Regions from separate parts of the Homo sapiens genome. Here all the other regions are linked to region 1. A link is a loop called in an ENCODE intact Hi-C map of the cell type or tissue named here. Cell type or tissue: heart left ventricle. All regions are shown on one strand. Links, peaks and the distances in the headings refer to the core of each region. The heading gives the core; the rest is flanking DNA. Region 1 overlaps LINC01140 (long intergenic non-protein coding RNA 1140). Region 2 has its middle 47 kb from the start of LINC01773. Region 3 has its middle 45 kb from the start of LMO4. Region 4 has its middle 54 kb from the start of LMO4. Region 5 has its middle 380 kb from the start of PKN2. Region 6 has its middle 36 kb from the start of LMO4.

Region 1 (5,358 bases), core at 160-5,159:
CTGCTGTTCTACTGTTGAGACACTTCCCTATTTCACCGGACAGTCTCTTTGAAGCTTCCACAGTTGCCCATTACATTTTGCTAGGAACAGGGAGTCACTTCTCTCTGGCTGGGAGGAGACCTCTGAGTCTAGTCAGGCTCCAGGGTCCCTGGATGACTGGCTTTTGCCTCAGTGGCCTTACTCTTCCTATGGCACACTCACTGTCCGCCTCTACTAACCTACACCACCTTCTTAGACTGCTGTTTGCATCTTCCCAAGACAGAGTTTTCCCTGTGACCACTTGTGCCTACGGATGAGTCTTAAGCCTCCAAGTCTTCCCAAGAAACTGACCTTAACTCAAGGATCACTTTGTTACACACCAGGCTACTTCAATCCTCTGGCCTTGTTTCCATTCTTGATCCCTTTGATCTCTGCTGAGCCTTGAGGCTTATGATCCTGTTTCAGGGCTTCAGTGATTCCCCTTGCTCCCAGCTCTGGGGACTGGTCTGCTTATCCTGTCTCCAGTCCCCATGGTTGGAGCTGCGAAGCAAGAGCTTCTGGGCAAGATGCCACTAGAAAGCCTGTCTCCCTAAGAACAACAGACCGCTTTTCTCTCTAGTTGTTCTGAAACTTACCCCTTCTCTCTCGCAGCTGTGTGAAAAGAAGCCAAATGCCCATTCTTAATGTGTGACAACTGAGGCTCACATGCAAACTGCTGTTATCTCAGCAGGAGAGCAATTTGCAATCATTTAAAATCCTTTCACTCTTCCCTTCTCCTCAGTGTATGGTTATACACACACCAGTCCATATTTATTAGTGCAGATGGTGAGAAACTCGTCATTGAAAGGGCTTAGAGCACAGAGGAAAATGGATTTTTGGCCTCACTCTGGCCTTATAAACAAGAAAGCTTAAATGATTTTAGGTTCCTGATTCTTGCCTCAAAAGAGCACAGTTTGCTTCTCTCCAAACACAAGAGGTTGTAAATTGGTAATTCATCTCAACCAAAGGCCACATGATGAGCAATTGTAGAAGTATTTTTTTTCTTGTTGTGCAAAGGAGGAACCAGACATCTGAGTATAGGTTCCAGCTGGAATTTGCCTTTCACCATTTGTAGCCTAAAGGCACTGTCTTGGCCAGCCCTGGGCTTCGTGCAGCTTCTGCCTCTTCACCTGCATCACTAACAGGGCGATCGCTATCACAAGGGTAGAAATCAGCTCAGCATTTCCATGTGACTTCTTTTTTTTTTCCCAGCTAAAAAATAAATCTGTTCTAATAAAAACATTTATACTATATTCTTTATTGTCAGCTAATCCTGCCCAAACTCATTAAATGGCAGTGTGTGGGTTATTTGCTGTCAGTGAAATTATCAAAGGCATTTTTCAGCTGGGGCACCAGGAAAACATATGCTTCAATGCCAACTAAAACAATAATGAGGAAATGTTATGATCAGTCTTGACCAGATGACCCTGCCCATTTTAGATTAGTTCTTAATTTCAGCACAAGGGTCATCCTGTGAATTCTTACAATAAGTCACTGCTCACCACTCACATGAAAAAGATGTGACTTATTAGAAAACTCACTGTACTCATTGCAGTTAATGAGATGTGGAAAGCTTTGTAATTTGATTTGCTGGGCCATATGCTGTAAAGGGATACTGCTGATTTCATTCCTCCGTATTTAATTTAAGCTGTATGCAATACCTTCTTCATATGGCTACTTATATAATAAAAATTAACTTGGGGTATAAAAAATACACCATTGTGGGGTTTATGACTTGGTGTGGTTCAGTTTCAAGTGTTTTGCATGGAAACATCTGTAAGTAATGTGTGCGGGTCTAATTTTAAATCCCGCCAAATATTTTCCATTTAACATTTGGTTTAACTGACAGGCTTGCAGAGGTGGTTTTCAGAATTGTCGGTAACAGATATGTACAGTATTCCCAAGGCCGTAGCCTTTTTTTTTTTTAAAGGAAGATAGTAATTCAAACTTGTTTTTTTTTAAATTTTTTTAATGTTTACATTTCAGTAGATACAAATAGCAGTTCAGAATATGGCTACTCCTGTCCCTTGAAGACCCAGCTGCAGTTAAATCTATTACCCCCTAAAAAGAGTTACCTTGGTTTTGACTTTTGCTTCAACATCTGCGAGCTAGGACACCTGAGGCTGACTGGGAAGGTTGACCGTGGGAACGGGACCCTTCAGGACAGGGTCCTGCCTCCACAGTGGAGAGAGACAGGGAGGGAGAGAAGAGGGTAGGACTGAGAAGGGGGGCAATGTCCAGGGAGGTCTGAGCCTCCAGAGAGGCTCCGAGAATCCACATTCGGACTATTTTCCTACCGTTTAAAAATAAGTCTCACCTAACTCTTAGGAGAGGCCCAGGCCCCCTGAACTATCCCGATCTGCTCAGAAGCTGAGCTGTAAAACCATAAAACAGAACCTCTCCTTTCTCTACTGGGTAGGATTGCCAGATAAAATAGAAGGCCCCGAGTTAAATGTGAATTTCAGATAGACCACAAATATGTTTTAGTACAAACATATCCCTTGCAATATTTGGGACATACTTATACTAAAAATGTATTTGTGGTTTATCTGAATTCAATCTTAACTGGGCATCTTGTATTTTTACTTGCTAAATCCGGCGACTCTACCGCCGGGGTCGGACGTTGTTTGCTGACTGCATTCTATTCGTGGCCGCGGAGGCCTTATTTCAGGTTGTTTGATTCCGGTGGCTGACAATATGAAACAGCTTGAACAGGCAGGCCGGTGGGCAGAAGCCATAAATAGCCACCTCGGGGGGGCCCCCCTGGTCGCTGGGAGCGCCACGCTGCTCTGTTAATAAACATGCGCTCGCTGGAGTCCTCATCCTGGGGCTCGCGGAAGCGCTGACTCAGCACCGGGGCAGGGAGGATGCGGGGACCCCCAGAAACATAATTAAACTGTTTCCATGACTGACTTGAAAATAAAATTGTGTGTGGGAAGAGAAACTTGAGGGGGAAGTTAAACAACAAATGGAGAGGTGTGGAGTGAAACCTCAGGGAAACTGTTGGTTTTGCTTCAAGGGAATTGAATTGTGAAACTTGCAGTTGTGAAATTTCACTCGGTTGATTCTTGTGAGAACCGAAGTTTGTTTTAATTGTCAATTAAAGCGAATGGTGCTTGGGTCCCTGGGATCCAGGGAACCTCAGGGCGGTGCTCGCCTCTGCCCGGCAGCGAGAGAGGGACCCGGTGCGGGCCCGATGACAGGGTCGACCGCTGGGGGTCAGGATAAGCTTGCAGAGTGGCCCCGCCGCCGTCCTGAACTTTCTCGGGAGGGGAAGGCGGCTGTGTACAGAACAGCACGCCCTGGGAAGCAAAGGCCTGTCGGAGAAGTTGATGAAAGATGCACCTTAGGTGTCCCCGAGCAGGGCCGCCGGCCTCCCCAGAGGTTTCCTTGGCAGCCCTTATTTGTAAGGCAAATCCAGGCCCGCGCACACGTTGCTCGAATGTCAGGTACTAAATTGCCTTTATGAGAGTCGAGCAGGCTTGCCGATGACAACACTCTGATAACAAAAGAAGTGTGGCCTCGTTGAAGATTTTATGTAAAAGGAAATGATTCATTTGAATTCAGAAGGAGCCTTAAAACAGGGCAGAGACAGCCAAACCCTAGATTTTCTGCCTTATGACTTGTTTCTTAAACTTGTTAAAGAAAAAAGGGGAGAAAACTTAAACAAGAAAAGCTACCCCAAATCGCCAGCCAAGGTTTAGATTTTCGTGGGTTGCTATTTTCTTCAGATCAAGGTTGCCTTCTTGTTAACCCGAGACTGCAGCCGCAGAAAATTAGATTCCCCCCACTCAGGGATTAACCACATAGAACAGTTAGGGAATGTGGAGGTCTGGAGAGACTTGAGATCAACGAGTTCGAAACGTTTGAAAGAAAAAAATCTTCAGTGGTTTGAGAGCTTCACTAAGATACTTTAAAAAAAAATCAAAATTGCTCTTATTTAAGAGCTTTGGAGATCCAAATATAAGTCCCTTTTCTTTTGCCAAGAAGGCCCTTATTCATTTTGTGTGTCTTTAATGCTCAAAAGAGATGCTGGGATTCCTAGTCAATTCCTAAACAGGAGTCTGACAACCAACTATATGATTTTTTTTGCAAAGACCTTTTTTTTTCCTTAAAGCTTCAAATTTCTGTTCCTTTTGATGATGATATGTTGAAGAAGGAATCAGTGCCTTTCTCAGTAAGTGAATGACAGAAAGCCCTTACATCTTTTGAGTGGGCCAGCGTTTGGGTGGCAGGGCTGCTTGGATGGGGAGCGATGTGACAGGGCTCTTGGACAAACTGCTCCTTGGCTTAGGGATGGTTTATTTTGAACATTCATTCATTCACTTATTCAACCAGTGTTTATTAAACATTCACGGCCTCTGTGCAGGGCTAGGTGTGAGGGCTACAGTGTCTAATAACACAGAGTCGTGGTCTTACCCTCCAGGAGTCTGCAGTCTGCTGGGGAAGCCAACAACATGAGAAGGTTATTCTGCTCTACTGGAAAAGGCACTGATCTTGTCCTCTCTTTTTCTTCCAGAAGCAAGAAAAAAACCCAGATTGGTCAACACAGTTTTATAAACAAGTGGTACTTTAGCAACAGCAACCAAAGTCCTATTTAATTAGCCAGTGGAAGGTATCCATCTGTGATGGCCAACTGTTTCCTTTTTCCAAGGGGCTCATCTTCTCCTTTGGTGACCCAAAATGCCTTTTACTTTGAGCCACACCCTCTGCCTGAAATCCTGCAGGATAAAATGGGGATGGAGGTAGAAAGCAAGTGGATCACTTGGTACTGTCTGACTTGATAACCAGCTGTTGAATGGCCTGCCATGGCTTCACTACAAGAATGGGGAAACTGTTCTTTTACGTCTGGAAGAAGGAGAAGCCAGAAGTTTATTTAATCTTTTCTAGGCAACTTATTTTATTGCATTTTTAATTTCCTCTCTTGCATTAACATGACCCTTTTCACTGGCTTCCCACGCCTGGTACTTAATTACTTATCATTAGCAATGTACACGGGGGCCTTGCTGCATATTTATAAATGTGATCATTAGTACATGGAAAGACAAAGGCTTCTTTAAGACTGTCATTAGTTATTCTGTTTTCATGGAAATGTTCATTAGGAGAAACTACCCACCTGGTTAAATAATTATAATTAAGAATTGGTAATCTCCTTTGCATTTTTAACTTGATCTTCCGTCTGTTTGTGTGAAGCTAAACAAGCCTTATTTGGCAAGTATTCTATCTTTCATTTTCACAAGAATTGTCAACAAATACGTACTCTTTGTTTTTAACCTATAGGTGCTGACTGATTTGCAGCATGATAAATATAATTTTTGTAATTCAGCAGTTAATCTCCAA
Region 2 (5,358 bases), core at 217-5,216, 800 kb after region 1:
AAGATGCTAAGCCAGGAAAGAAAAATCGAATGACATATTTGTATGGTACCCTTGAAATAATTACTGACCCAGCATTTTGGGAAACAGGAATACAAGGTCAATACAACGGAATGTGTTCCCAATTCCCATATTGGGTGGTCCCTCAAAGGTATCTTGCTCTTCTACAGCTTCCCTGGAGAGATCTTTCCACTGCTTAAGACAAAACAGTAGGGAGTGTGCCTGTGTGTTTTCTCCATCAAATTTGAATAAGGTCTCAATTTTCCTTTTCAGATTATCATTTAACAAGGTTTATTGTTCATGCTTATGTGCCTCAGGCAGCCTATTAGGATGCTAGGGAAAACTGCCCATTTATTATTTTTGTTTAAGCCTGAAAACAAAACATGTAAAACTGTAGTTTCTATTCTTGGAGAGGAGGAATGGCTCCCAGGTCTGACCACCCACCCGCCTCATCCCTTAGACTCTGATCCCCACACTGGGCTGCACTGGGAAGGCTCTCAAACTCCAGGCTACCTTTCCTTTGAGCCTGGACCATTATGTAAGCCTCTGTAGTCACTAGGACTCAAAGAAAAAAATCTGTTTTAAAAACTCGGCTTCCTTAGTAAGATTGTCACTTCCCCTTGTCTCAGATGAATTGTTTTCCCAGAGAGGGGAGTGTGTGTGTTTTCAAATGTTCCAATCTGACTCAGGATGCCAGCTAGATTCAGCAGAGAAGGGGTGGAGCATGTAACTCTCACACAGGAGAGTAAGGCAGGGGCACTCCGGCAGAGCTCATTGAGGAGAAGCAGACTTCTTAGCTGGTGTAAGCGAACTGGCAACTCAATTTCAAGGACACAGGAGAATCACCAGGGAGGCTCCAACTACAGAGCGAAGCCTTGTCTGTGTATTTTTGCATGCATCTGTGCCACTACTAATCTGTCTGCTTCCATTGCAATAGCCCAGTTCTTCTATTAGATTGAGTGCAACCAGGAGAAGAGAAGCAAACTCACACACTATTAGGACATATTTGTGAACAATAGAGTAAGTAAAATTAAGGTTAATAAGCTCTGAATATATTTCCACATCACACTGCTAGCACTTGCTCTAGTGACTCAAACCTATATATCTCATACTCTGAAAATCCATCAGAGAGACACCAGGATGCCCCCTCACAAAGTTCACATATCAACTATCCAAGAGATTCATCAACTCATGGCAACACTTTAGAAGCCCATAGCATCATGGTTGTCAAAATCTGTTTAAGGTGAATAGTTCTGGGTTTTATCCTTCAGTTCCTCCTAGAGATGAAGCCCCAGAAGCAAGGGTAGAGCAGAAAATCTAAAGAGATTCTAATTGCGGATAAAAAATAGCATCGAATACTCGTCACCCTGCCCCTGGTGACTTCTCAGATCAGAGTTGAGGAGGGAGGATGAACTGTGTGCATGATTCAGAGTGGTTGGGAGAGAGTGAGGGTTTCTTTTTCTTCTTCTTCTTCTTTTTTTTTTTTTTTTTTTTTTTTTTTTTTGAGACGGAGTTTCGCTCTTATTGCCCAGGCTGGTGTGCAATGGCGCAATCTCAGCATCTCAGCTCACTGCAACCTCCGTCTCCCAGGTTCAACCACTTCTTCTGCCTTAGCCTCCCAAGTAGCTGGGATTACAGGTGTCTGCCACCACGCCCAGCTAACTTTCTGTATTTTTAGTAGAGACGGGGTTTCACCAGGTTGGCCAGGCTGGTCTCAAACTCCTGACCTCAGGTGATCCTCCCGTCTCAGCCTCTCAAAGTGCTGGGATTACAGGCATGAGCCACTGCTCCTGGCCAGATTTCTTATGAAATGAGTTGGTACATTTAACTTTCAGTCCTACTTAAACGTCTTCATGTGGTTGTAGTAACATACCTTGATCTCCTCAGAAAACATCATGGTCTGAGGGTTTGAGCTGCAGCAATTTTGAAAATTGTCTCAGGCTTGGGAAACAGCCTCTCTGGATTTATGGTTAGTGGCAAACTGGCATCCTGCCCTGTTGTGAATTTTAAAAGAATGTTCTCTTTCTAGGATTTTTCCAATTTTCCTCAAACATGATAACGTTGTTTGGGGGATTCCTGACTCATAACCAAACCGTATGTCCTCTAATACAGTTACAACCTAAGTTAAATGAATATTTATTGGCCTGACATATACCCACTTAAAGTTGGGAAAACTGAGGACTGATATAAAAATTTTTATTCAAGTCATTGGCCAGAGTTAAAAAGGGGAGCTCATGGTTGTATTTTACACATTTTATCATAGTTGTTCGGTCCTTCTTGAATGAGAAACACCCTTCAGGAAGATGCAATTTACTATTTATGTCTTTTTGCTGAACTATACCTTGATCACACTGACTACTGAGTGGCCGTGGCCCCTCTCAGTTGTCTCTGCATCTTTGGGCCCCATGAGAGCTTGCTGATTTCTGATTTCGCTGCTATCTGCATGCCTAGATGGGCTATTTACCCATTCTCTGGGGTTTGAGGCAGTAGGCGTTAGCTTTGAGGTGAAGAGTTGTGAGGATAAACTTCCTTTAGGGAAGGACATGAAAATCATATTTAGGGGCAGTTCACAGGCTCTTTTTTGGTAGTCATAGCTCCCCCTGCTGCCCAGTTAGGGGCAAGAGAGGCCAAAGGAACTGAAGTGAGACAAAGTATAACCGACTTGGGTGGAGTCAAGTCAGCTCCAGGAGCCAGCAACTGAAGACAACTCACCTTAGCTCTAGAGCCTAGGACCCTAAGCATGCCCAGGAGAAGAGATGGCAAATGTGAGAAAAGGCAATGAATGATTTAGGAAGGCAGTGTTAGGTTTTTGAGGGTGGGGGAGTACAAAAAAGGAGGATTGACATTTTTAAATGGTATTACCAAACTGTTGGCTAAAATCAAATATACAAACAGAAGAAAATTTTGAATTCACACACAAATGTAACTAACCAGCAGGCTCTCCACTCCTCCATCATATGTCTTATCCTAGAATATCTCAGCTCTGTCAGCTCTTACTGGGGGCAAGTTACGTAAACTCTGCCTCGTTTTCCTGGTCTGTAAATGGGATTTAGTATAATGATTTAAAGAAAAAAAATGTATATATTTCTCACAAAGCCATGTATTTGTATAGAAGAAGCCAACACATGTTGGCTGTTTTTTTTCTCCTTGTGCTATTTTTATTTAAGCTATTGGTCCTCAAACATGGTTGTACACTGGAATCACATGGAGAATCTTTTAAAAATACTCATTCCTGGGTCCCATTCCGAAGGATTCTGATTTAATTGATATATGGGGTGTGGCCTGGGTATGGAGAGTTTTCAAATCTCCCAAGGAATCATAATATGTAGCAAAGTTAAAGGGCCATTGCTCTAGGGCTCCTCATCATCCTTCTTCAGAGACCAGTGTTTCACAAGGGGTTGAGGTGTGCCAGGTGGAGTGAAGTGACCTTTTGCAGTGTCAGATTTGTGGAGGGACACAAGGAAACACTAACTCTTTACTGAAATGTGGTCTTGGGCCCAGCAGCATCTGAATCACTGGTGAGCAATTTAATTTTAGACTCTCAGATCCCACTCCAGACCTGCTGGATCATAGTCTTCATTTCAACAAGGTCCCTAAGTGATCTGCACACAGATTCAGGTTTGGGAAGTCCTGCTGTAGCTCACACGTTCTCTCTCTCTCTCTCTTTCTCTCTCTCTCCTTTCTTGCTTTGGCTTCTTTATTCACCATAGAGAATAGTGTTGAGTATTTCTGATGAGGAAATATCCTTGCAAAAAAGGCTCTGGGTCTTTATTTCTCTTCAGATTCCAATTTCCTTAATTTTTTTTTTTTTTTTTTTTTAGCTGCCAAACATAGTTTGAGTTTCTAATACCTGTCTCAACTTACAAGCACCCACTTCAAGTCTGCTGATAGATGTACACTGGGCCTCTTATGTAGCGTCTAAAAATATTCTTTCTAGGGCCGGTGCAAATGCCTTGATGGGGCCAGCTTTGGCCTATTGATGAGACAGGGTCGACGTTTGATAGAGGATCTTTGGTACATCACAGCGGTGAGACCAAATTTAGAGAATGATTATCATTTACTAAAAGTTCAGAAAGGGAATAAAATCTTCCATCAGAACCTACTTATTAAGGTTACCTTAACAATAAACCATAAAATGAATGGAATGTTGGCCTTGTGGACCGGTTCCTAAAAAAGACAATGCAAATATTTTAAACTAAAATGTAAGGAGATGGGACAGGGCTTTGGAAAAGTGGGAGTGGGGTAGAGTGATTTAGTAAAGAGAATAAATCTCAACAGGAATTTTGTTTCTATAACATTAGCATAATTCTGTGACATTAGTACTTCTTCCTCACTCCCTCACCCATCTCATTTCAAAAAGGGAAATATTTAAACATGAGTTTTAAAAGATTCATTTTGAGATGGAAATAATACAAGAATAACTATTGCTGTCTTCACTTTTTCTCTCTTATTTTCTTTCCGGAGACACGATGTCCCATTTATGATGCTTTTATGTCTATAAACGATTTGGGGAAAGCACTGAAACCAAATCTGTAAACGTGCAAGCCTTCTGCATTGGTGGGGAGGGGATAGGGTGAGGGGGAGACACAAATTGCAAAGAGCAGAATAATCAGATACAGAGGGACTTTGATCTTCTGGAGACCTAAGCTAATAGATGTTAAGTGCAGTTCAGTGGAAGTAATAACCCATGAAGAAAACAAAATCTGCAAAATGACAAAATGCTGCAGTCCACTGATCAAGGAAGACATTGGAAAATTACTATGAAAGCATCCTTAGCCCAGCAGATCCAAGGTGAAAAAAGGGCTGCGTCTGCCAACCAGCAGCCAGACATTCCAGGCAGACTTAGCCGTCTCCCATTTTGTGGCCAGATTAACACTCTGTGTAACCTGAATGCCTTCTCACTGAAAAGGCATGAACTGGCACCACTGCAGCCCTGGGCTTCATCTCTCCCAGTGACGCCATAGTGAATCACTGTGAGGCTAGCTACAGACTCGGTGGGGGCATTCCAGGGGCCGTTATTACCGTTAATCAATTAGGAAGAGTTAAGAATTTCTGAATATATGCCAAATGCAGTGCTGGTCATTTTTTTGACATCAGTAGGACATACTTGAGATAAATTTGACATCTGTCAATAAATTAGTATTTCACCAAGCAAACTACTTAGAAAAAAATTGGAAATTTACGGACATTGAAATGCACTTTAGAAATCCAGAAACTTTATAAAGGAGAACTCCTTAATACTAGTCTATTTAAGTTATATTTTATTATGAGTATTTATTTATTGAGCAATGACTACATCACATATGTTGTATACAAGATAGGGCAGAATTAATTTAACTGTATAGAACAAACTAAATTTGT
Region 3 (5,358 bases), core at 265-5,264, 130 kb after region 1:
CCTGACACCTTGCATGGTGCAGGCCTCAGACGTGCCAGCTTTCTTCTCCCTTCTATTCTCCTCTTCTCCCCCTATCCCACCTTCCACAAAGTATAACAGTGATGGTTAATATTAAGCGTCAACTTGATTGGGTTGAAGGATGCAAAGTATTGTTTCTGGGTGTGTCTGTGAGGGTGTTGCCAAAAGAGATGAACATTTGAGTCAGTGGACTGGGAGAGGCAGACCCACCCTTAATGTGGGTGCGAACCATCCAATCAGCTGCCAGTGTGGCTAGGATAAAGCAGGCAGAAGGTGGGAGATGCCAACTTGCTGAGTCTTCTGGCCTTCATCTTTCTCCCATGCTGGATGCTTCCTGCCCTCGAACATCAGACTCCAAAATTGTGGCTCTTGGACTTTTGGACTTACAGCAATGGCTCTTGGGCCTTCGGCCACAGACTGAAGGCTGTACTGTCAGCTTCCCTACTTTCAAGGTTTTGGAATTGGGACTGAGCCACGACTGCCATTCTTGCTCCTCAGCTTGCAGAAGGCCTATCGTGGGATTTCACCTTGTGATTTTGAGTCAATTCTCCTTAATAAACTCCCCTTCATATATACACCTATCTTATTAGTTCTGTCCCTCTAGAGAACCCTAATACAATACTACTCACTACCCTGTAGAATAGTGAATGACTCAAGAGAAGGATCTTTCTTCTTTGAATTTCTGCATGAGACCTCTTGACAATGGTTTTATCTGGCTGTTCATGTAAGTGAAGTGAGGCTTGGTGGTAGAACGGTGGTGGCCTGGTGTCAGGAGGAGAGGGCTCTAGACCCACGCCTGCCTTAGCCAGCCAGTTCTTATTTAAATGTGGCAATTAAATGCATGTAAGAGGCAGATCTGGGCATTGAAATCTGCAGGAGCAACATAAGGAAGCTGGACTATATCTGTAGTGTTCAAACACTTTTAAAGGAGTAAAAACCTTTTTTACAAACACTATTTTTTGTGATATGCCTCTATACAGAGCAGATGTAGCAGGAGACATTCTGAAGAAGAACCGGGAGCTCAGAACTCATCAGCTCAACCTATTATGATCCGCCCTCCCCACCACTCCAGCTCCCCTCCCCCAACTCTTTGGTGGCTTCTCAGGAACTTTCAGGGAAATATCTGTGGACTAGATGATCTCCATGATCTATTTCTGGTCCCAGGTAACTTCCGTAGTGGGTAAGCTCCTTGAGGCAGGCATTGAAACTTACTTTTTCCAACTCCTGTTCCCACACGATCCCCTTAATGCTCAGCGAAATATTGGACACACATAAGCAGTTCATATTTATTTATCCTAGTCAACTTCCTGGTGATTAGAAAATAATTAGGAAAGTATTACTATATGCTTGTAGTTACACAGATTTAGCCTATTTATGCCAGTATTTTAGGGCTAGTTTAAGGTTTTAATTGTGAAATGATTAAAAAAAAAAACTGGGTGCAATTTCTTAGTAATGATACCTTTCACTCCCGAGTGTTCTGAGCATTGAATTAGTAGATATCTGCTGGGGTGGCTCTTGGTTCAGAGTTCCCCCATCTCTGGGACTGACACCAACAAGAGTTGCCATGGCTTTTTCCAAGCAGCGCAACCCTATCTTCTCCCCAAACCCTGCCTATGGTTTATTTGTCTAGGGATGGACACCCATCGAAAACAGGCCAATCAGAATCTTTCCCTGGGGTTTTCTGAATTGGAACCAAGAGAAGATTGCCTCTCTCCCTCTGATGGCAGCAGCCCCTGCATGCCGGATTCAGGGGCTTTCTGAGCTGTGATCCCCACCACATGAAGGCAGTCAGTCTGTGGAAGACAGCGAAGCCTTCCTCTGAGAAGAATGACAGAGAGTCATGGTGGTGTTTAAGCTTCACTTTCAAGTTGCTTCTGGGTCCCTGCTCTTATTCCTGATTATGGTCCAGTATCATTCTGAATCCCAGTGTGGCCTAAACTAGTTTGAATCAAGTTTCTGTCACTTACAACCAAAAGAATCCAGACTAATATAAGAGTCTTGCCTTCTTTGTGTTTCTTATCTGATTTCATATTAAGTTTATTCTCCATGATGTTAGTATTGAGATGTGCACACTTTCTGTGCCTCTACTTGATACTCAGATGGTTATCCATGCCAAGGCATGGCACGAGGAGGTCCTTGAAGACCTAAACTAGTTGTGGGTGACTGTTTTCTGCAAGACAGGTTGGAGCTTCTCCTTTGTGTTGGCATCATGTCCTCTAGTTGCCTCTTATAATATTTGTGAACAGCATGGTGCTCATCTGTCTGCTTTCTCTCCTAAGCTGTTTCTGAACTTCTCTGAGGACAGGGACAGTGTCTTATCAATCTCTATGAACAATTTCTAGAAATTTCATTGATTTCTGATTGATTACCTATGCCAAACACAATACCTGGGACATTGTAGGCACTCAATTTTATTTTTTATTTGTTTATAGCAAAATGTCTTGCCAGATAGTACAATCAGCTTCTCCTCACTTTTCTTCATTGAGGGGTTACACCCTCAATCACTGGAAATCACTGAGAGTAGCACCACCTCCCTCAAAGGGTAGGGGAGTCTGTCTTAGATGGCTAAAATGTCTTTGAGTCGCTGAAGGTGGTTTCTCTCCAAAGAGTGGGTATAAGGTGCCCTAGAGGTACGGAACTCAGCCTATCATAGGGAAAGTGAATAGCTTCAACATTTAGAAAAGGGGGCAGAGTACTTTGGATGTTTAAGCTTTAAGAGAAAAAAAAAAAAAACAAAGCAACTGAACTGCAAACGTAGAGCCCTGGGAAGGAAGGGAGAAGGTGGCTCTGGATCCCAGAGGTAGTACACAGTGGAACCAACACCAGCTCAGTGCCTCTGCAGCTAATGAGTACCCAGGGATGCCAGTGGGAAGAGCTGGGCGTTGGGAGCTGCATGGTGGGAGCAGAGAAGTGGGATATTCTTGGCTGCAGCCAGCACTGAGGAAATGGCACCATCCTTTCATGGAGAAGCCTGCCAGGCCTGTGCAGAGATCTGGACCAGTGAGGCAGTTTTCCCTAGGGAATCACTTTCACGTGACAGATGACGCAGCACTGCCACTCAGTCGAAACACTGTATGGTACAAGGAGCCAAGCAACAATGGAGGACTGAACAGGCTTCTGTATTTTTCCTGATCTGATACACGAGGCTGCAAGGACCTCCTGAACAGTTGGTCAGGGAGCAGGACAGTGTCCGAGAGACGCTGGAGCATCCTACTAATAAAGAGCCTCCGGCAATGAATTAGAAACAGTAAAAGTGCCATGACCAGATTCTGTATTCCATTTTTGAAAGACAGATAATACTGCCTACACATGGCATTTGGGTCCATTCTGATGGACTGTGTCACAAAACTTCAGTATGTCAAAAGGCCCCTGCTGGTCTGTTACAACATAGGAATGCCAGACGTTTACATAGGGTTCGTGTCTCACAGCAGTCCCGTGAAGATAAGCAGGGCAGTTAGCGCTATCTCCATTTCAAGGTGAAGAAATTATTGCTCAGAGAGATGGAGTGACTCGTTATTGTTAAAAGGACAGTTAATGGTAGAGCACTTTCCACTATGTGGAGGTTTCTCCTTCACCAGACAGTTAACAGATATCCCCCCAGTCCACTTCTATCTTCTATGGAATTTGGAAAACTGGGAGGCAATGTGGAGGGGTGGAGAGAACACTTGGCCCCTTGTCAAGCCATCTAGCTTCTGGTTCTACCCATCAGCTGGCTGGGCAGCAAGACGCAAGCTCTTTCTATGGGACCTTTAGGCTTTCTGTTCTTCATCTTGAGAGATAAGTCAAATGGCCTTGAAAGTCCTCTCTAGCATGAACATCTCTTGGATTTGTAGGTGCAAAGAGAAAGATATGGCTTCTAGGTGGGGTGGGACAACTAATTAATTGCTAGTTGCCCTCCAATTTTGAATCTCCCTTTATTTTTAAAAATAAACTTAGTCTTGGGATGGTTTTAGATTTACAGAATTATTGAAAGGATAGTACAAAAGGTTCCCATATATCCCATGCCAAGCTTCCCATATGAATACCTTATATTGGTACAGCACATTTGTCGCTATTAATAAACCAGTATCCAGGGCCGGGTGCAGTGGCTCACGCCTGTAATCCCAGCACTTTGGGAGGCCGAGGCAGGTGGATCACCTGAGGTCAGGAGTTCGAGACCAGGCTGACCAACATGGGAAAACCCTGTCTCTACTAAAAATACAAAATTAGCTGGGCTTGGTGGTGCATGCCTGTAATCCCAGCTACTTGGGAGGCTGAGGCAGGAGAATCGCTTGAACTCGGGAGGCAGAATTTGCAGTGATCCGAGATGGCACCATTGCCCTCCAGTCTGGGCAACAACAGCGAAACTCTGTCTCAAAATAATATAATAATAATAATGTTAATAAACCAGTATCCAGTATTGATACATTCTTATTAACTGAAGTCCATGCTTTGTTCTGTTTTCCTCAGTTTTTCCCTAATGTCCTTTGTTGTTGCTGCTGTTGTTCCAGGATCGCATCCAACATGCCACATGACATTTATTAGTCAGGTCTCCTTAGACTACTCTTGGCTGTGACAGTTTCTCAGACTTTCCTTGTTTTTGATGACCTTGACAGTTGTGAGGAATACCGACTGGTCAGGTATTTTGTAAAATGACCCTCAACTGGGATTTGTTTGATGTTTTTTTATAATAAGACTGAAGTAATATGTTTTGGGGAAGAGGACCACAGAGGTAAAATGCCATTCTAACCATATTATATCAAGGGTACATACTATCAACATGATTTATCACTGTTGATGTTAACCTTGATTACCTGGCTTCAGGTAGTATTTGTCAGGTTTCTCCACTGTAAAGTTTCTTATTTTTTTTCCTCCTTTTCCAAACTGTACTTTTGGAAGAAAGTCACTACATGTAGCCCACACTTAAAAGTGGAGAATTGGCCGGGTGTGGTGGCTCATGCCTGTAATCCCAGCACTTTGGGAGGCCGAGGCGGGCATATCACGAGGTCAGGAGATTGAGATCATCCTGGCTAACACGGTGAAACCCCGTTTCTACTAAAAATCCAAAAAATTAGCCGGGCGTGGTGGCTGTTGCCTGTAGTCCCAGCTACTCGGGAGGCTGAGGCAGGAGAATGGCATAAGTAAACCCAGGAGGCAGAGCTTGCAGTAAGCCTAGATCGCACCACTGCACTCCAGGCTGGGCGACAGAGTGAGACTTCATCTTAAAAAAAAAAAAGTGGAGAATTATGCTTCCTCTCCTTAAGGGTAGAATATGTAAATAAATTACAGTGTTTGGAATTTTTCTGCATAGGAGATTTGTCTATTCCCCTCTATTTACTTATGCAATCATTTATTTATATC
Region 4 (5,358 bases), core at 166-5,165, 120 kb after region 1:
ACTTGTCCATCACTTCAAGCACTTTCAAGGACTATTTCATGAGCCTTTCACGGGTATGCCTCCATTTTTCTTTTTTGTGCAAGAGTACTGTACAATTATTCTCCATATCTTTTTAAAATATTCTTTTAGTAGGAAACTTAGACCTACATTTAGGTGGTTTTACAAGCATATCTCCAACTTTAAAATTTTCACTTGCATTTGGGAGTCTTAAATCATTTGGGCATGAAATCAGGTAGGTAGGAATAGGGTATAAAGAAGGAGTGCATGTATATAGAGTTGATTCTGTTCTTCTTGACTTACAAAGCTTAATTTCTATCAAAATAGCAGAATGAGAAAACCTGAGACATTTTCAATGGCTTCAGAGAGGCTCGAGATTTGACTTAGCTGGCAGAACAACTAAAATGGCCTAAGATTCTTTATCTTTGGCTACAATGTGAGGAATGCATTCTGTCTTGGTGGCTGGCTTTCTTTGCCTCCTTACCATGCTTGCTAATGGTTTCATAAACCCCTCTCCACTAAGTAATGGCTTCTCTCCTGCTTCAGCCTCTACCCTCAGTCTCCCTCAATGCTTCCTGGATTGCTACTCCTATTCTTTCTCTCTTCTCTTTTCCTGCTTGTGGTTCATCTCCGTTTGTGTCCCAGTAGCAGTAGAAATGGGGTAAACTTCTCCCAGGAGATATTGTATAGCAGTTCCAACTTCCATGAATATAATTACTGCGCTGCATAGAATACTTTCTATTCTCTTATAATGTATTCATAATGCTAAGATTCAGACCATTCAGAACTTTAAAGTTCCTACCATGTATATGAGGACTTGATTTATATATCTTCTAGAAAAGCAAGGAAGACAATAGTTAACCTAAACCAATTCCTTGGTCATTTAGCCCTGGACATCCTAAATACCTTTTACATTTTAGTGAAGAATGTATTTTCCATTTGATAGCTTAATGAATGATATTGTTGTGTCTTGCATAATGATCATTACAATTCAATGGCCAGGGGAATAAAAGCACCCAGCCAATATACCTATTTTGGCTCTCAGTTTTATTGAGGGTAAAGTATAGAAATGTTATCTGGGCCGGGCGCGGTGGCTCACGCCTGTAATCCCAGCACTTCGGGAGGCCGAGGCGGGTGGATCACGAGGTCAGGAGATCGAGACCATCCTGGCTAACAAGGTGAAACCCCGTCTCTACTAAAAATACAAAAAATTAGCCGGGCGCGGTGGCGGGCGCCTGTAGTCCCAGCTACTCGGGAGGCTGAGGCAGGAGAATGGCGTGAACCCGGGAAGCGGAGCTTGCAGTGAGCCGAGATTGCGCCACTGCAGTCCGCAGTCCGGCCTGGGCGACAGAGCGAGACTCCGTCTCAAAAAAAAAAAAAAAAAAAAAGAAATGTTATCTGAGTTTCTAATGGACCCGCTCCTGTTCCTCAAGGGGTTATCACCAACTATCAGAGAGATCCCAATCTTTAAGACTATGGGATGTAGAGTAATTAGGCTTCAATGTTTTCAGGAGTGTGTGTGGGTTTTTTTTTTTTTTTTTTACCCAGAAAAAAAAACAAAAAAAGCCTCTTTCTAGATGTAGAACTGAAGTATCTGTTGCTTCTGATGTTGCTGTCAGAGGCCAATTGGGAAGCAAAGTATCAAACACAATGGCTCTTTTGAATTCCTTTGCAAGAGGCAGAACATTCCCAGCCTCAAGATTCCTGTCCTTCTTGCCTTGGTGTGGGGAAAAAAGCAAATCCCCTCCAACTCGAAGAAAGAGTCTTCCTCTCCCCACCTTGTGCCCCTGACCTCTGAACCCAGCCTAGTTCTGCTATTTCTTAGGAAATGATTCACCTCAGAAGTGTGGCATTTGAAGGTGAAAGACGGGGAGATTAGAGGAATTCGAGACTGTTTTCACAATTCCAGTTGGGAAGTTGGAGAAAATTTCGGTGACATTTAAACTGCCAGTTACTTTATTAGATTTTAATTTCTAAAGCAAAACTAAATAAGTGCAGTCAGTCAATGACTGGCCAAAATCTGTGCATGCATAGGCTCATTAGGAGCGTTTCTTCTCTTAACTGAAAAGCTCTAAGTGTTGACCTTGAGTGGAAGCACCATGGAGAATCAAGCATAACAGTTTCACATTTCGGTCTCAAATGTACTTGAGCATTTTTTTTATTTTTAATAAGGAATCACACATTTGGGACCAAAAAAAGGAAAAAAAGAAAATAAAGTACTGAGACATTGTTGTCCCTTTCTTGGATATTGGTTTTCCTTTTAAAAAAAATTAGAAATGAGGTGGATTGATTGCTGAAGTTTTAGGCCAGCATGGTTTTGAAAGCAACCCTGTTGCTATCAGCACAGGCTAGGCAGATCACAAATAAGAAATGTTTATGACGCTTTCTTCTCCTCTTCCATGCTCTGATCCTCCTTAGAATAAAATTTTACTTAGAACACATATAGATCAGATCAAGGAAAATGTGGATGAGGACAGTAGGTTGGAATTTTTCTTGTGGGTTTTTTTTTTGTTGTTGTTGTTGATGATTTGTTTTTCTACTAGCTGTTTGGGGGTTAGGGGAAGGGGTTGTGCATTTTCAAGATGGAATTGCTCACCAGGCCCCTTTTTTGCATTATCTTTGAAATTAGATTCTTTTCAATTATTCAGGAGCAGATGATCAGTTTGCAGATTATCTGGGTATTTTGTTTCTTCCCTTTCCTCTCTTTTGTTTGCCAGCTTTTTTGACAGTTTGCTTACTCTGCTGACATCCACAGAATTGACCATAAAAGGAAGGAAACATCCAATCAGTTTTGCTTGTTAATTGCACTAGTACAATTTATTCAGAAAGAAACGAAAATATAGACCAAACTGGAGCTTGAAGATTATCTGTGAATCAAATCTACCCATATTTTCTTTAAGCCTCATTTGTACAGATAATCGAGGGTTGGCAGAACTTCAGAGAAGTATCTCTTAAGGGAGATCAAACACTTCTCAAAACCCAACTCCCTCTGAAATGGCAAATTTTTTCATTCCCATGGGAAAGTCATTGCTTAGAGAAGCAAGTAGACAGAGGTGCTGAGAGAAAGGGAATTCCTCTGGTCTGAGCTACCTTTGATGGGACAGGTTCAATAAAGTTTGGCTAAGTGGGTGATTTGTTCTAGGCCCAGACATGTACATAAACGTGTGAGTGCGCATGTGCACGTGCCCGTGTGTAATATTCAAATCCACCTCAAGGCAAGATGCCAGGAGCGGGTATGGAGGTCAGTGCCTGTGAGTTGCACGTTTCTTAATAATGAGAGCTCTCCCCAGCCTGGGGCCCCTGCTCTCCGCCCCTTTGGGTTCAAGGGCTGCTCTTCCAATTCTGACCACCCAGTGGTGTGAAACTAATGATTAACCCTTTGGCACCAGCACTGGAGGGTTTTCTCCACTAATTGGTAATGCAAAACCCATTAGTGATTATTGTGGGGATATTCCGAGTCCAGATGTCAGAAGGCTAATGAAAAATTAAGTATTGTATTTTGCTGGAGGGGATTAAAAATTTTAGGAGGGGTGATGATGTCTTTTTCTTCTTTCTGCCAGCAACTGAGATTGAACATCAAGCTATTGTCCTCCATGAGCTGGTTGGGCTTTATCTGGAAGGTCAGAAAAGTTTTGCCACCAGATCCAAACAAATACCATCTAGAACTATCCTTCACAGTTCAGAAATGGAGATGGTTCCCAGGGGTCATGTAAAAAGTGAATTTAATTGCCCAATAATTGTAGGCATTTTGCCTGTAAATATATTTGTTAATTGAAAAAATATATATATTTTTGCTATATTTAGGCTCCTGGAAATGGATAAGAGGGAAATTTATTGGAGAACTTTATTTGGACTTGAGGACCTATTTGTGCAAGTCCATTCCTTATTAATAGGTCTTTGTTTTCGCTGTAAGCCACAGACAGGGATTTTGAGAAACATACTCATTTTCTTCTAAGTTATATCAGCATAGTAATCTCTCTTGGCTAAAAACCAGCTTCCATTTGCATGTTTAATAAAAATATAACACTAATATCATATTCAAAACTATTTTTTCCTTTTGGGCAAAGCCTTCAAAATAACCTGGTTCCTTATATCTACCGTAAATGCTGTTTATCCTGGGTTGAAGTCTTTAATATAGGAAGAGAATGCTAAAACAGCTTGATTACTCTTTCCTTCTTCTATCAGTCACAAACCATCTCTCTTAATTTTGGTGTAAGGACATTTACATAACCAGGGAGAGGGTCCTTTAACTACATTTCTATTATGCTTGGCACTTGTGTGAAAGGATATTATATTCATGTGCATTAGAGATTGCTTATAAAAGATCAAGACAATAATAGCCGATCAGACGATAAAGGTCTCTTTTCTCCTCCCAGACAGGCTGTCTCTGACAGAAGAATACAGTTCATCAAAAGTGTCTGCAGGTTGTCAAACTCAGAGAGGTTTGGGGACCCTCTGAGGCTGTCGTGGTCAACAAGAAGATTTTCTGTTGGGCTTTTCCATCACTCACCCTGAGGAAATAATCACTCACTACATTCTGCATGTTCTCATGATAGAGTTCTCCATTTGAGAGAAAAGAGCCATTTTATCAAAGGACAATATAGCCCTTCTCTGGGTCCACGTAGCTTCCATTATCAGACCATAATAAATCATATTTATGTTCCCAGTTAATAAGACTGATTACAACACAGGTTCCAGACATGGGAAAAGCAAAGCAGGTGAAAAGATGTTTTAATGAAAATATGATAAGAAAACAGCTTCTTGTGAACATTCTGTGCTATTATTTGTAATGATTACAGACAATTTTTGATGCATCTTGTTTAGCAATGGTTTAAGCTGCATAAATTGGCTCACTGGTAGATAAGTAAAAATGATAAGAAAAAATCATGAAATCTTCTTATGTTGTCTAGAATCATTATGTACATAACAAGGGCAAAATGGGTTTAATGTATATGCTGGGGATGGAGGGGAAACAGGCTTCTCAGAAAAGCATGGCTTGGGTATTATTTGAAATGATTTAGAAATTTTCTCCTCATCTTGCTTATTAAAGATGTGTTCTCCCTGAAATTTGGGGGTGCTAGGCATTAATTTCATCTTTGTAAATGAATCTACAGCTCTACTTCTTTTATCCAATCTCAAAGTTGTTGTTTTTTTTTCTTGCTTTCTTTTTTTCCCTTCTTGGACCTCAGTACAAAGAGACAAAGAGATATATATTTCCTACTCAATGTTTGTGCACACTTGCCATTAGTGCTAATGGGAATTAAGTGCCTGCTTGGGAGGAAAACAGACCCCAAAGTTTAATATTGGAAGCTACCTTATTAAGAAGGTCTGGACATTTTTAGCTTCAGTGAGTTCAATTAC
Region 5 (5,358 bases), core at 291-5,290, 1.2 Mb after region 1:
GGCAGCAAAGTGGAGGGAGCAGAGGGTGGGTAACTGGTATTCTTAAGAACTCAAGAAGATCCAGACACCAGTGAGAGGACTGGTCTTGGCTGAAAAGAAAGATATTTCTTCCAGGTAAAGGAAGAAGAAGAAGATGGCTGCAGGTGAGGGTAGCTTTGCAGATTTGCTCACTTAACCCAACTGAGCCAAGCTTCCCTGGAGCTGCCCATAGCTAGGAATTTCATTCAAAGAAATGTTGCTCTTATATCCAACATAATTGAAAAGCAATTAAATATTTTTTGCAATCTCTAGAAGAATCCTCAGAGGGAATTGCATGAAAACACACAATAAAAACCAAACTTGCCCAAACTTCTCCCTCTCTCCCTCCAGCATCTCTCTCTCCTGTCCCCATGTCTACCTTTTCCTGCCACTCCAAAATCCCAAGAAAATCTCTTACTAAAAAAATACACGGAGTGAGATGAAATGATGTCTAGCGTTAGCTCTAAAATTTTATGACTGTATAAATAAAACCTGATATTTAAAACTTCACCTTTTCATTTACAAGAGGCTAGACAAGCTTGGAGGAATTCTGAAGGTTACCAGGGTTTGTTGTTTTTTATATAGTTACTAAGATGTCACATCATAATGTATGTAAAAAATGAAGGTGGAAAACTCCAAAATTGCAAGGGAAGTAGAGTGGGGGGAAAAGGCTTTGGATAAGGCAAGAGGAGGAGGAAGAGGACTAGAGAAAAGTAGGAGAATCAGGGCCAGTACTGCCAAACCCAGAGGAGAAATTAGAGATGTAGAATGAGGCATAACATCTGTTCTGTTCCAAGCAGGTTTTGTTTCCAAATTCACCTCTTTATTCCTTGCCTCAGCCAGGACCTATCTCCTTTTTCTTTGAAATCACAAAAACAGCAAAGCTTTCTCACCAAACAGTGAGACCATTCTTATACCACAACCCAAAGAAAATGGGTGCACGTGGGCGCATAGGATGATAACAATAGAACCATGGATTTCTAAATGTTTCTTAATTCAGGGAGAAGCAAAGGGAGGAGGTAGAGTAACCTACCTCTTAAACTGTTTGAAAATAATATGCAGAAAGAGAAAAACAATCCTCAGCTAACAACTGCCTTTCTTGCCATCTGCTTAATCTAAACATTAGCACATCACATATCTGAGTGAACTCAAATTGCACTGGAAATGGAGTACTCTGTTCCACTTTTTTAGACCCTTGATGGGAGAGTCAAGTGAGAATTTTCTACGGGATTATATGGGTGTTACAGGCTTCCAACATATGCATTTAGGGCCACATTTTCAGTCCAGCCTTAACTCATCATACCAGAGGCAAAATTGTGCCTGGCTTAATTAGCACAAGTACTAATCAAGTACTAATGAAATTTGCCCATAAGCAGTTCCTCAGACTAAGGCACAAGTAGTGCACACAATTTCCGTATATATCACTTAGCTTGTCAGCACAAAAGGGGGAAAGAAATGAACAATTCCTCCCTAAAATTTGCTTCAGGCTAACCACAGGCAAACATCATTTCTACCCAGAAGTAATACATTAGTTTCATCAGTGTAAACTCTGCAAATCCTAAATCTGCAAATTGCATCTCAATTTGCCACATTAGGTAACACATTTATAAAAGTATAGGCTGGGTGTGGTGGCTCACACCTGTAATTTGGGAGGCCGAGGCAGGTGAATCATGAGGTCAAGAGAATGAGACCATCCTGGCCAACATGGTGAAACCCCATCTCTACTAAAAATACAAAAATTAGCTGAGTGTGGTGGTGCATACCTGTGGTCCCAGCTACTTGGGAGGCTGAGGCAGGAGAATTGCTTGAACCCAGAAGTCGAAGGTTGCAGTGAGCCAAGATCATGCCACTGCACTCCAGCCTGGCAACAGAGTGAGACTCTGTCTCAAAAAAAAAAAATTATATATATATAATTATATATATACACACACACACACACACACACACACACACACACACAGAATGTTATCAATGAAGATGCTTCATTCTTAAAGATTTATTAGCTATTTAAGACCTAAATTTGGAAATGAGTATGATCTGCAATATACCTTAAAATACATAGGACATCTTTCAAACTGAAATGTCAGTTCTTAAGAGGGCACAATGATGTTGGACAACAGATCTATTTGTTTAAACTCAGAATAATGACAAAAAAAAGAGGCCCAATTTTATCTCTTCCATCACCAATAAACCTTTAGTCTTCTTCTTGTTGTATTTTAAGTCCACTATTAAGACCTGTCCAAGCATAAGCATTTATTTACAACAAATATTAAACTAAGGAAGATTCTTTCAAACTATCAATTAAATCATACTAATCACAGATGCAGCATGCACATTGAAATAAGTATCTATATAATCAAGCTTTGCACATAGGAACCATTTTGTTCTGGTTACCTCACAGTACTTTCCACCAAATAAAATTCTGGGTCATCCCATTTTGGAGGCACAAGAAAAACAGTGATTAATCCTTAAGAGCAAGGTCACGTTAAAAATCAGGGAGAAAATCAAGAGAGGACTGCATGAGGACCAAATGCTGTCATCTCTCCTGCCCAGTAAACTACACTCCTTCCTCAAAGGACTGTTACATTTCTGGTGGGAAAGAATCTCACCTTTAAGAAGCTGAAACTTACCCACTTGAACAGGTGCAAGGACCAGATGACCAGTTGTTCCCTTTATGGACTATCGACAAACATCACTTAAAAAAATAATAATCATTGGCAAGTGCTAAAAACCAGCCAATTGACACAATGTCTTCATAAAACGAAATTCAGGAGAGAGGAGAGAAAATAATGCAGAATCAGAGTAACCTTGGATGCAACCAAACTGTCACCTGTGGTCCATGCAACAAAAGCCTTCCACATAGCTTCGTGAGTTAAGGACAACAGATTAATTACAACATTGACTTCTGTTGCTGTTTCAGAATCATGTTGTCTGAGTATTATGTTAGTCTCATTTTTCTATTTGTAAACAGATCTAACTTATCTCTATAGAACAGTAGAAGAGGAAAAAAAGGTTCTCTTGCCATTAGTGAGTTTTATTTTTCTTGATTAAATAAAGGTTTGTGAACTATAAAGAGTACAAATTTAACATGCTGTAAAAGCAACAAGAAAAATTCACGCAGAGCACAGACGAGAACAAAATTCAAGCCCTGGCATTCTTCACAGGAACCAAGGGCCCCATCTGCTGATGTTTAAATGTACTACAGTAGCAAACAGATTTAAAAAAAATAAAAAAAATCTTATTGAACTAAAATACAATAAAGAGCCTGAAGCTGCAGAATCTTAGCAGCAGAAGGCACCTTTAGAAGTTAGAGAACCTGCCCCTGATCCAACACTTCTCACCCTTTTCTGTACTGCTGCATAGCTGTATGGAAGTTATTTGGAGCAGACAGTAGTTTATTTTTAATTTTCTTAGTTCTCAGGAAAAAAGTGCCAAGCACTACCTTCACTGGCCACCACCTCTCTACTGACAGACCTTTGGCTGAAGTGAGTTCTCTAGTCCCTTTAGTTGATGGCTCTTGTTTTGAAGTGACTGGATGGTTAGGGTCTTAATAATGGGTTTTGATGCTGCCCATTTTGATGATAAGGAGGAAGACATTCCCATTACTTCTTAGCCTTGCCTCCAACATGGGATAGTACTAGGGTCCTTTCTCTGCCTTTCTCTGAAGTTTGTTTGGTTTATGACCATTTTTGCAACTAAGCGAGTACGTAAAGCATAACAGAAAGACCCTAGATGGGTTAGAATAATGCAGTTTAGGGGTCTAGTCCATCTTTGGTAATACTCACTACTGTCCTGTTCTGTCTAGCTCTCCTCTCCTCACCTTAAAAATAAGGTGTCAGATTGCATGCTCTTTAAATGGGTTAAGTTCCTTTCCTCCTACCTCTACAATTCATTGTAGCATCCACATAGCACATTGCATATATTAGACACTCAGTAAAAAGCTGATGAACAGACATATTTTCAGTCAAAACTATTTGTTGGTAATTATCCTTTTTATTTAATCTAGCCATTCTGAGTTCCTTATACCCTTTTATATTTGGAATCTAATAATACTTGTAGTGAACATTTATGTTTGGAAAACCAGACCCTTTTAACCTTTATTTAGAAAACTACCCCCAATGTCTTTGGGAGCAAGTATCTCTTCTCCATTATGAACAGTTCAGTGGGACCATCAGTCTATGTTCTACGAGCTCTCCTAGTTGAATTGTGAGCACCTGAACCAAATTTGGCCAACTCTCTCCACTGTGACTTTGACTCCTGTGCAGAGTAAAACAAGAATGGGAAAGCAATGAGGTTAGGGCATTCTGGCAGTATAATCTGAAATGCCTGTCAAATGGTTCCTGTTACCTCAACCCCTAGACCCCAGTAGCTGACCTAGTTCATGTCCTATTTCTGTGATGAATTCTCCAGCCTTTTCTTCAGGAAACTGAAACATCAGGCACAGCTACCCTCTAGGCCTCCCAAGACATTCATTTCCTGCTTTAAGTTAATGTGATAGACATTAGCTGATTGTCTCTCCCACATACAAACCACCTCCCTCCCTTGCTTTCTTCCTAACAAGGCTCTAGACATCTAGTCATGCAATTGGTGTGGAATTGACTTCATGTCTGTCTCTAGGAGCAGATCTTGATTGGCTCAAGCTAATTATCATGCCCTCTTCCCTTGGCCACAGCAAATGGTTTGGAAGTGGACATATAACTGAATTTAGGCCCATCAAATATAGAGCATGTTTGTCGGGGATTCTAGGAAAGAGGTTACTTCTATCTTCAATGGGAATTATTTTAAAATAATTAGACATGGACATGAAGCCCTAGTTGTGTCAGCATCTGCCTTATTATCACAAGAGAAACCAGTCTTAGGATGAGGCCAACATTGTGAAAACTACAGGGGAAGGAAAGAAACCACATCCTTGGAGATACTGTAATTAGCCCGAAGCCTGAAAGTTTTAGTTATATGAGGCAGTAGATTTCCTTTGTTGTTTAAGGCATTTTGATAGAATTTTCTATTACTTATGAGTGAAATAATCCTTAATAATATCCAGGGTCTATTTCTGTTGATAAAAACCAAAGAACTTTAAAAGATACACTATTCAATTGGGAATCTGACATCCTAGGAAGATGAACCACTACTGTTCTTATATGCTATACTTTTATTTAGATATTTCAATATCATCCTTGCTTTTATATTTACATTGTTGAATCTGTTCAATCTATAGTCCATGCTAACTCATATTTTTCTGTCATTCTTACCTAAAGCAAATCAATCATTTATTCTATTCTATTGGTTTTGTCTTCTTTTCTTCCTTTGTTTACTAATATGAATGCTTCCCCACTTACTTTA
Region 6 (5,358 bases), core at 209-5,208, 140 kb after region 1:
GATTCTGGGAAGAGAAGATTTGAGAAAGCAAATCTGGAAGCAGAGATACAGTTAGGAAGCTATTACAATAGACAGAGGCAGAGATGGCTGTGATATCAAGTGGGACAGTGCCAGCAGGGACAGGGAGAAGGGGATGGGGTTTAATGCATATTTAGGAAATGGGAGGCCCAGAACTGTGTGGCTGATTGGGCTGGGCACTCAAGAAATAGCAAAATGATCCCATCTTTCTGGCCTGGAGGTCTGGGGTTGGTGATGACATTGGCTAAGATAAGCAATATGTAGGGAGGTGTAGTTTGATGGAAAAATGAACTATTCTGAACACGTTAAGTTTGAGGTGCCTGGGGGATGCTCAAATCGAGATGCTTAGCAGAAATTTGCGTAAATGAGTTAGAAGATCAGATGAAAGATCAGAGCTAGAGATGAAGGTCTGAGAGGTGTTGTCTGGCCTTTAGAGCCATGGGGGTAAATTAGACAACTCTGAGTGAGTCTGTAGAGAAGAGCAGGGACAGAAGGGAACTCTACGACATCGGTGTTCAACGAAACTGTTTTTTGATGAAAGAGGAGTCCACCCAAGAGATAAAGAAGGAAGAGGCAGAGAGTTAGGAAGGAGGCACGGAATGTTACAAGGAGGCAGTGTTCAACCCTGTCAAAAGCAATGGTGAGGCCATTCAAGTGAGGCTGGACAGGGCACCTCAGAGGTCTCTAAGCAGGTGCCAGGTGAGAAGCAGTTTTTGCTCAACCTTGCCTTGGGGAGGTAGTGCAGTGCCATGAAGTCAGACTCCACCTCTGCCCTGTAGTGCTTGGGAGATGTTTGGCAAGTCTCTCCACCTCTCTGAGTCTCAGTCTCCAAATCTATAAAATGCAGATGGTATCCCATTTATGTAAGATTGTTGTGAGGCTTCACTGAGTCATTAATAAAGCTCTAATCCAGAGCCTGACACACCACAGGCATTCAATGCATCCCAGCCTCTTTCTTTTCCATTCCTTTCATATCAGGGATGTCCAGTGACCACATTTCTGTTCATTCTTTTGAGTTTGAGAAGAGGGAGGGCCACCTTGAAGTGTCTGGGCAGGGGCTAGATCTTAAGTCAGCCTCTTGCTCCTATAAAAGTTAAAATTAAGGGCGGCATGAGGGGTCAGTAAGCAGCAAGGAGGCATAGGGGAGACAGAAAATGGGTATAGGAATCTTGCTGATTGAGGATTGGAGTCCCGGGGTCGGTGAATGATCTGTGACTCTGAAAGGGTGGGCTGAGAAAAGCAGAGACCTGAGGGCTGGGGATGGAGCCTGTGCTGCCAAACAGTGGGCCACCAGTGGCCTGTAGGTATGGACCCCTATTCAAGGCAGAGGGCCATTCAGGAAGGCAGTACCCTGGCAGGAAAACTGTGGAACTGAAAGGGACTATTTGCCCACAATAAGGAGGATTTCAAGGGTAGGAGATTCTCCCTAGCAGGAAGTTTTTCCTATGCTGTTTTCTATTTTCATAGGAGATATAAGCCTGAACAGGTGGACTTGGGACTTGGAGTAATTCATACACACACACACACACACACACACACACACACACACACACACAATGTGAGTAACCCACATTATCATCCACATATCATGCAGCCTATAGCTGGAGTTACCCCTCCTTGTGTGCTCATGGAGGTCCCATTGGAAAAGCCTAGCTCAGTCCTACCTCACAGAAAGGGCAGAAGCAATACAAGTTTACTCAGATTTTGTTAATATTTTTATTCCAATAACCTCCAAATAATATCCTATAAAAATGTAAATTATTTTTTCTGTCATCTGTTACTTATGAAAAATATTATAACAACAATAAAGGAATCTTAAAAATGATCTAATTTCATATTTTATGCCAAAATGTGGCCAGGAAGAAAGGTCCCAGTGACTGTGGTGTCTGAAAGTGCAGATTTTCAATTTGTGAGCGCTGGTGGCCTCAGAAGGACTGACTTCGTTGGTCAGGCTTAAAGAGACTCTTTGAAGAAGGTGGGATAATGGATAAAGTTTTTTTCTTTTTGAGGATTTGAATTTTAAAAGATGTTATTTAAAGTTATTGCACATATATTTTTGTTCAATGAGTTGTGTAAATGGGTTCAGTCAATCAATATGATCATTTATATTAAAATAATGTTATTTCATTGGTTTCACACCAGCCCCCGAGAGGTCTAAAGAGTGAGGAATCTCTTATTCATGCACCAGAGACACAAACAACTAAGAGAAAGGTGGGAGGGGAAGTGAAGAAAAGCCATTCCAGAGAAGGACTAGGGAATGGCGGTTATGGTGTCACAGAATCTGCGAGAAACAGCACAAGGTAGCTTCCTAGAGTCCTGTGTGCTCTGTGGTACGGCAACCCAGGAATTCAGGGCTCAAGGGCAGCCCCTCAAATGAGTGTGTGATTTGCAGGGTTTTTAAAATTTATTATTATTATTATTTTTTTTTTGCACGCATGTTGTCTTTTAAGGACCTGGCTGTGATCCTTCTGCATATACCTCAAGGAGAGCTCAAAGAGAGCTCAAGAGACCAGGAAGGCTAGAGATCTCCCTGCAGTGTCTTGCCTGAAGCCTCTGGATGTTAAGGTCTAACTTTGTCTTTCTTACAGAGTTATACCTTGTCTAACCATATGAAAATATCAGGAGGCACAGAGTTTTATCACTTTTTTGTTTTGACAACCCAAGAACTGATTGCTCTGACAATTGTGCTCTGAATTAAGTGTTTAATCGGAGTACCAGCAGATGGCGCCATTTGTCATTTATTGACGCTACTACCCACGGCTAAAGCAGGGGGCTTCTTGCCTCTTTAATTTGGATAGTATTATAAGTAAAGTGTTTTCTACTGTTTATTATGCATGAGCCAAAATTCTATGAATGTGTAACATTTTCTCTTGTATTTCCTTTTTTATAACATCATTTAAATTCCTTATTAATAATTTAAAAATGTTCTGGATTTTAATCACTTTTCTCATCACTAAAATATCTGATGAAGAGATGTTTGTTCCCCTGCTGAAGGTGAGACAGAGGAAACCATCAGCAAGGAAGAAAAAAGAGAATCTCACTTTTAAACCGAGCTCTTCGCCCCTCTCACGTCACCCCATCTTTTCAGTTTAATTGAATAATATTTATTTAATTAATAAAAATATCTGCCTAGTGCAGGTTTCAGAAATCCAAGGCCAGAATAGGCTGCCATTAATAAAACAAGTTTTTTATATCCAAGTTTAATTATGGTGGTGTGTGTTTGATAGCTTGTTACTGTAAATAAAAGAGATAAAGGCAGCCCTTCACTGGAGTAGCTCGAGAGCTGTGAAATATGTACCTAATTAAAACTATTGGTGTAAGAGGCTAATAAAGTACATGTGCCTACTAGATGTCTTATTCTAATGAATCTCGGCTAATTTGCTTTGACTGATGAATTTCGGTGTTAGTGGTAGGGGCTGAATAATTATGAAATTTATCACAAGATACAAGGACTCATTAAGGATTACTCAGGTTGAGTTAGAGGAATGTTTTCTTTGTCAAGAACACAGGCCTTGACCAACATAATTATGGCAATGGGAAAGAGTAGCCGGATTCCTATCCAAACCCCAACAAATGTTCAAGGCCAGAAGGGGCGCACATTTATGAGTGGGGGTGGGCGTGTGAGGTGGGGAGGGTGGACAGGACACTCTGTGTCAACTCTGCAAGAGATACCTGTGTGGTATTTATGCCTGAATTTTAAAGCATTCAGCACTCACGGATGGCTCTAATGACAATGACTGGCTTCCCACCCTCTTATTGAAAACACTTCCCTACTCTTCATGAAGAAAAATGGACGAGGCTAGCATTTATTTAGCAAGGACACTACTGCGGGAAACCACAGTCAGCTCCCAATTCTTTTTTTCTGCTCATAAGTTTTAGCTCTCTGAGACTCCAGACTTACAAATTAATCTGATTTCATTAACTCCCGGTGGCAGACTCCAAAACTGGGGCCATGATTGGAAACCGTTCATGTAATCAGTGTCACGTAATCACTTGCAGAATGCCCTAAAGGTAAAAAAAAAAATCTGTTTATCTTAAAACAGAAATTTTAATTGTTAGAATGCATGCTGCTGGCAACGCAGAGGAATAATATCTTCCCAAGACGAACCGGACATTCTGCTCCTCACCGTCCAGGACCCAGAGCTGAAGAGGAGGACACACCTAGACACCTTTCTGAGGACAACTGGACACGGAAGCAGGAGCCGGCAGGCAGGACCCCCTCTCTGAGGACAGGAATGAATGAATGAGCGAATGAAGGGCCACTGTGAGCCTGGCTGGTTTCAGTCCCTTCCTCTGGGGACCAGGCAGGGACTGTGGTGGGGGTGGGGGTGCAGAGAGACAGCAATGCCCCAGCAAGTGACACTTGATGACACCCCAGCTGGAAGTCTTGTCAAACAAATGGAGAGTTATTTACCCCCCTACCACCAGAGACGGCTGTTCCCAGGGCTGAAATCAAGGGGGATGCCACAAGGTCTCACGGGGGTTTCGTGACCCTGACCTCCGGGCAATTACAGTGAGAGATTTCCCTTCTTGTTCACATACTGGCATTAGTATGAACAAAGAACTTCAATCTCTGTGACATCAAACCAGATATACAGATATATAAAAATGTGTGTGTGTGTATATACATAATGTACACACACACATAAATATGTTTCTAAATGTGATTTACAACTAAAACAATTAGAAATTCAATTCGTAGGTGTCTTACCACTAAAGCTTTCAAATCAGTTAACCCTCTGCTTTGTTTTTCTTTCTGGAAATAACTTTGAAACAAACTTCCAATTTACTTTCCTTTGAAGAGAAATGTCAGGCACAACATTAAGTGAAAGCTCAACTTTTATGCCAAAGACCAAAACTACTGGATAACTTGTTGAATTTTACAATTCTTATTGTCTTTGTCTTCTAACTCAAAAAGGCATCCCTTATTCAGCGAAGGAAATGCCTCTGTGATTCAGGACAAGGCAAAGGGTGCTGAGGGTTTTGGGGTCTCCCCTTCTCTATCCCCCCTTCCTCCTGACCCTTTTCCCTAAAATAAGTAATAATAATAATAAATACTAAATGCTTACCATGTACCAGGCAGATGCTTTTACAGTTATGTAATTCTCACAACAACCCTAAGAGGTAGGAGCTATGACTATTTCTTTCATTTTGCAGAATAAATTAATTTTGCACTCTAGTTCAGAGAGCAGAGGGAGTTTGTCCCACCCAGCCGGTAAGCAGTAGAGTCAGCTTCCACTCTGGGTCCATCCATCTGTCTGCCTAACCTCTATGGAACACAGTCTTCTGATCAAAATATACTCTGTGTTACCTTGAGAATATTCTAGAAGTTCACCACCG

Evidence for each region. A loop is a pair of places that touch in the nucleus more often than their neighbours do. Peaks named below come from ENCODE experiments on the same cell type or tissue, not always from the same donor. Only the 100,000 strongest peaks of a DNase experiment are listed, where the experiment ranks them.
Region 2: a loop joins it to region 1, with 4 times the contacts of the local background. A loop is called at or near these places in 21 of 110 quality-filtered maps.
Region 3: a loop joins it to region 1, with 2.7 times the contacts of the local background. A loop is called at or near these places in 24 of 110 quality-filtered maps.
Region 4: a loop joins it to region 1, with 2.1 times the contacts of the local background. A loop is called at or near these places in 17 of 110 quality-filtered maps.
Region 5: a loop joins it to region 1, with 7 times the contacts of the local background. A loop is called at or near these places in 3 of 110 quality-filtered maps.
Region 6: it touches region 1 in a loop (4-fold over the local background); 18 of 110 quality-filtered maps call a loop at or near these places.

The regions. Positions count from the first base shown.
Region 1 is chr1:87,148,845-87,154,202 of GRCh38, forward strand. All of the region lies in intron 2 of LINC01140 (long intergenic non-protein coding RNA 1140), which reads left to right. Among named protein-coding and RNA genes, the nearest start is that of LINC01140, 22 kb to the left of the region's middle. RefSeq lists enhancers at 1-533, 2,331-2,929, 2,930-3,528. In heart left ventricle, for the core only: a CTCF peak has its summit at 3,231; DNase peaks (open chromatin) are centred at 2,748 and 3,247; H3K4me3 peaks cover 1,200 bases; H3K27ac peaks cover 1,337 bases.
Region 2 is chr1:87,951,339-87,956,696 of GRCh38, forward strand. No RefSeq gene overlaps it. Among named protein-coding and RNA genes, the nearest start is that of LINC01773, 47 kb to the left of the region's middle. In heart left ventricle, for the core only: a CTCF peak has its summit at 2,596 (motif pointing left); a DNase peak (open chromatin) is centred at 4,863.
Region 3 is chr1:87,281,628-87,286,985 of GRCh38, forward strand. No RefSeq gene overlaps it. Among named protein-coding and RNA genes, the nearest start is that of LMO4, 45 kb to the right of the region's middle. In heart left ventricle, for the core only: no CTCF peak of the experiment used is centred there; no DNase peak of the experiment used is centred there.
Region 4 is chr1:87,271,834-87,277,191 of GRCh38, forward strand. No RefSeq gene overlaps it. Among named protein-coding and RNA genes, the nearest start is that of LMO4, 54 kb to the right of the region's middle. In heart left ventricle, for the core only: no CTCF peak of the experiment used is centred there; no DNase peak of the experiment used is centred there.
Region 5 is chr1:88,300,128-88,305,485 of GRCh38, forward strand. No RefSeq gene overlaps it. Among named protein-coding and RNA genes, the nearest start is that of PKN2, 380 kb to the right of the region's middle. In heart left ventricle, for the core only: a CTCF peak has its summit at 3,197; no DNase peak of the experiment used is centred there.
Region 6 is chr1:87,290,381-87,295,738 of GRCh38, forward strand. No RefSeq gene overlaps it. Among named protein-coding and RNA genes, the nearest start is that of LMO4, 36 kb to the right of the region's middle. In heart left ventricle, for the core only: a CTCF peak has its summit at 2,732 (motif pointing right); no DNase peak of the experiment used is centred there.